2 separate regions of the Mus musculus genome follow, and region 2 is linked to region 1. Evidence: chromatin loops called from intact Hi-C (ENCODE). Cell type or tissue: gastrocnemius. All regions are shown on one strand.

Region 1 (2,500 bases):
CCATCTATAGTCAACCTCCACCCAACTCAGAGCCACTCCCTAGTCTCCTGAGAGTGGACCAGATGTCTGTGAAGGGACACTAGCCTGAACCCCAAAGTCACCACTCTCAAACTGTCCTCCCACTGGTAATTAACTCTGGGCCAGGCCTCCGTAGCTCCCAGGACACGCAAGCTGGGACCTCGCCCAATGTCCGGATTCCAGAAGAGAAGTGAAGCCAAGCCCCTGAGGTCATCGCCGCCTGTGCTGGTCAGCACTGCTCCCACACACTCTTCCTAGGTCCTCATCCCTTGGAGAAGGAGCTGGAAGCCTCAGAAGGTCTACATCTGCTGCTGTCAGCTTTCAGCAGTATGGCCTAGAGAAAGCGGCTTCCTCTTTGACCTTCAGACCCCTTTCCCCTGAGACCCCTGACTCTTTATCGAGATAGCATGCATGAGTGCCCAGTGCCTTATGTGTCATCGATAGATTCTGTTGTTCTTTCAAGCGTCCCCAAAGGAAGAAACAGACACTTCTTTTTCTGGAACCCCAGGCTCCTCTATCTGATATCGACTCCCGGGTCTGGCTCCTCTGCTATTCTCGGTGTGATACCATAGTCCCCACCTCTATCTGCCCCGCCCTCCTCAGCCATCCTTCCAGCTCCAGGAGGTGAGTGGTCTTCAGCCAGGATCACTCCTGTGTGCTGCAGTGTCCAGATCAGGGCTGGGCACGGGTGACCTCCACCTCCCGTGCTGGCTCTGGTTGTGCCTTGCTCTTTCTCTGCTGTGTTTCCCTGGCTTAGATTCCTTTTCCTGTTGAGAGGCAATAAGACCTTGTGATAACTGAGAGCCCAATCTATACACTCAGGGTGTCAGCTTTTTAAAGTCTATCCACCAACCCTATAAGGTTGTATGTGGATGGGGACATTGGGGCATGAGGAAACTTAAGTAGGTTTAAGGTCATGCTACTAGCCGGTGGTGAAACCAAAGCAGATATTGGGTGTGGTGGTAGACACCTGTAAGGCACACTTGAGAAACTGAGTCAGGTTTGAGGCCAGTCTGCTCTACACAGCCAGATCCTGACTAACACACGGACAGATACGCACATGGTAAAATCTAAAAGTCCAAAGATAACGAAAGTTCCAGGGATCCATCTTAATAGATCAGTCCTCACTTCCTGGTGGTCAGTGCTACCAGGCTGACCAGGGACCGTCACTCATGTAGGCTGTCGGAACCCAGCACTGAGCCAAGGCTGCCTGGAGCTAGGACAGCTGCTGGGGTTCTGCCACCTGGCGGTCACATTGGGAATTGCACCACTCCAGCTTGGTCACTTCTTTTTGTTTGTTTTGTTTTGTGGTTGCACCACCAGGCCTGACCTCAGAAAATTAAGATTTAACTACACCATTGAGGCACCAGACTCCCTGACAACCCATCCACAAGAATGCAGGCAATCACGCCTCACGTTCCATCGCTCCATCCTCTGCACGTCTCCAGCCCAGACACCTGCCCAGTTCTCTTGAGCATCTGGAACATCTGCTGAGGGTTGAGACACAGTTCTGTTCTACCTATAGGCTTTCTGGCCTAGGTTGACCCTGTTCACCTGGGCTGGGACTGCTCCCTTCACCCCATTGGCAACTCCTCCTCTCTCCTTACTGACCACAGCCCAGGAGCTCTGGACTTCCTCTGTGTCTCACATGAACCAGGTTGGTGGCAGCCCCAGGGCCCTTGCACTGCCTGGAGTATCTCCCCTCTAAAAGGACATACATTAGGGTGTCTTCTCCAATACCCCTTCATGTATGTATGTGTGTGTTTGTGCGTGTGTGTGGGTATGTGTGTATGTGTGTGTGGGTGTGTGCATGTGTACCCATGCATGCCACAGTTCATATACAAAGGTCAGAGGACGACAGTTCTCTCCTTCCACCATGCAGATCAAGCTCAGGTCATTAGGCTCAGCCACAAGCACAGTTAGCAGCCGGCCGTCTCACAGGCACTCCAGTGACCTCTCTGTGTTTACCTATCTGCTGCCCTACCTCTTCACCACTATAAAAACTCTATAAGTTCATGGCTGCCTCTGCCTCTGCCTCCTTTGGTTGGTGTTGAACCTGGCATGGCCCAGCCTCAATGACCACCTGACAACATCTGTTAATTATCTAGATGGAAAGAAGAAAGAGACGAAGGGAAGGAACAAAGAAGCAGCCAAGGAAAGGAAGGATGGGGGAGGGGGATGGAAGGGAGGGAGAGAGAGGGGAGGGAAGGGAGGGGAAGAAGACAGAAAGGAGAGAGGGAGGGGAGGGAAGCTGCCTCATAAGATTTGGTGTCATTAGAAGGGTCTTGCTCCATTGGGTTGGTGGTCTTGGACATGAGCTCAGACTCAGAGGGACCCACCCTGTTGCCGTGACCACACCTTGCTGGAGGACAGAGCTGGGTAAGCCAGTCCCACATCCCACACTGGGCCTGCAGCTCCTTTGTTTGCTGAGTTGAGAACTAGAGATTCCTGTGTGTGGGCTGGGCCTTTAGTCTCACCCTGG
Region 2 (2,500 bases), 330 kb after region 1:
AGCTGCCAACGGCCACTGGCTGAGCAGAGACAGAGGCAGGACCTTTAGGATTCCCAGACAAGAAATGCAGGATAGGGAGAAGAAGGGATTTAGCCACGAGAGGGGCTTTGGATGGACCACGCTGTGAAGGAGCAGGAGGGTGAGACAGCCAGCCGAAATGTAGGTGCAAAGGGGAAACGGCCCCATGGGAGAGCTGGCCAGAAGGAAACAGGGCAGCAAAGATAAATATAGATTTAGAAAATGTTAACTCTGGAATGCAGGAGGGGAGTGTGTGCTAGCCGCAGGGAGGTTGAGCTAGCTAAGGCATATTAATTATGAAGGTTTTGTGTGTGTGTGTGTGTGTGTGTGTGTGTGTGTGTGTGTCTTTCATTCGTGAATCCAGAGCTCTTGGGCGGGTGCTGAGCCACACACACCGCAGGGAGCACAGAGCAGACTTTAAATACTCACGGCTTCATCCACCCATCTCTCCTCAGAAGCTGCAGAACCACTTTTGGCAAATGAGCCCACACTCAGAAAGCACGGGCACCATTAATCCTGAACCTGGCTGGCTTGGAAACTCAGCTGCTACACTTGAAACTAACACTAGCCCAGACTAGGAAAACAAGACAGCTCTTAGAGCTGACCCAGGACCACAGCTCCACCTGTTTCCACAGGTTCCCACAGGTTTAGCATTTCTGTCTTAAGGGAGGGAGCGCCTAAGAAGGTTTTCCAGATTAATGAACAATTCCAATCATAAAATATATCCCAGCAGGCTCAGGAACCTTGTTTGTTTGTTTGTTTGTTTGTTTTTTCAAGACAGGGCTACTCTGTGTAGTCCTGGCTGTCCTGGAACTCACTTTGTAGACCAAGCTGGCCTCAACCTCAGAGATGTGCCTGCCTCTGCCTCCTGAGTGTTGGGATTAAAGGTGTGAGTGCACCACCATACCCATCTAGGAATCTAGTTTTGTGGGAACAAATGATTCCCATTTAACTGACCCAATCCTCAGAAATCCACTGTGGGCAGCCTCCCAATGCTCACCTGTCTCTGGGGACATCCAGGGCAGTGTTGTAATCTGGGGGAGCTCCAGGCAACATATTGAACAGCAGGTGATTTGTTCCTCGATCCCACCTATTGAGAAAATAAACAACTGAGAAAATCCACAACCATGAAGCAATGAGTACAAACTGGCCCAGCCTGAAACAGCGCCACCTGCTGGACACAAGTATACGTAGCCGCAACAGTAAGGCCTGCTTCTCAGGTGCAAGATAAGCCCCAAAGGGACAAATACAAAATTAGAAAGATGTATACTTCCAGCTTGTCTGCTACATAGAACAAAAAAACAACCCTGAAACCCACCTAAATGCTCAAGAAACAAAAGGAGGCCTGGAGAGATGGCTCAATGGTTAGGAGCACTGACTGCTCTTCCAGAGGACCCAGGTTCTAACCCCAGCACACACATGGGGGCTCACAACCGTCTGTAACTCCAGTTACAGGGGATCCAATGCTCTCTTCTGGCCTGTGAGGATACCAGGCAGACGTGTAGTACACAAACATACATGAAGGCAGAACATCCATACACATTTAAATAAGTTAAAATTTAAAGGAAAAGTAAATAAACTACGGAAGACTGATTCACTATATTACAGAATATCTATAAAACGGAGTGCTACGCAGTGTTCAGAATTGTATAAAAAACAGCGACGGGCTGGGGCGATGACTCAGTCAGTAAAGTGTTTGCTGAATAAGCATGAGGCCCTGAGTTCAAGTCTCAGCATCTACACAAAAGCCAGGTACAGTGGCATGTGCCTAGAACCCCATGCCTGGGGAGGCAGAGACGGGAGGGAGGATCCCAGGGGCTCCAGATTCAGTGAGAGACCTGTCTCAAAAACTAATTAATTAATAATTAAGGTAGAGGGTGATAAAGACACCCAACATCCACCTCTGAGCTTTGCATAGGCATTATGTGTGTATATGAGCGTATGTATATGTGTGTATGTGTGCATGCATGCCTTTGTGCATGTGCATGCATGCACAAACACACACACGCACACACACACACACCTTGAAATTATTTGGAAAGATATTCACAACGCATTATGAGAAATGAAGCGTCTATACATTATGATCACATATTGCCATTCCTGGCCACCAAAAAAAAAAAAATGTTTATACTATACACACCTAGCAATTTTATACATTAAAAAAAGATTTAATAAGCTCATTTAAACAGTAATAGTTGTTACCTCTTAGAAATAGAGTATGTAACAAATCTTACATTTCTTTTGCTGAGTAAACAGGAATGACCCCAGAGCATGGAATGGAGGATTTTAATCTAAAAGGAGACGTACAGAAAAGCCTTCCTTAGCTCTAAACTCCATGAAGCCCAGGCTGTGGCACAGCACAGGATGGCAGACCCCAGCTGGCGCTAACCGCACAGACCTCCGGCTACTTCAGTCACTTACAAACGTGTGAGACAGACAAAGCCACGCCCATTCCCTTCAGATCACCCCCCTCGGCTCT

Evidence for each region. A loop is a pair of places that touch in the nucleus more often than their neighbours do. Peaks named below come from ENCODE experiments on the same cell type or tissue, not always from the same donor. Only the 100,000 strongest peaks of a DNase experiment are listed, where the experiment ranks them.
Region 2: it touches region 1 in a loop (6-fold over the local background); 21 of 42 quality-filtered maps call a loop at or near these places.

The regions. Positions count from the first base shown.
Region 1 is chr2:93,476,489-93,478,988 of GRCm38, forward strand. No RefSeq gene overlaps it. Among named protein-coding and RNA genes, the nearest start is that of Cd82, 15 kb to the left of the region's middle. In gastrocnemius, a CTCF peak has its summit at 1,270 (motif pointing left); DNase peaks (open chromatin) are centred at 131 and 1,240.
Region 2 is chr2:93,810,879-93,813,378 of GRCm38, forward strand. It overlaps Ext2 (exostosin glycosyltransferase 2), which reads right to left. Exons shown (of 14, transcript NM_010163.3): 3 at 1,019-1,108. Among named protein-coding and RNA genes, the nearest start is that of Ext2, 10 kb to the right of the region's middle. In gastrocnemius, a CTCF peak has its summit at 1,203 (motif pointing left); a DNase peak (open chromatin) is centred at 1,175; H3K27ac peaks cover 1,614 bases.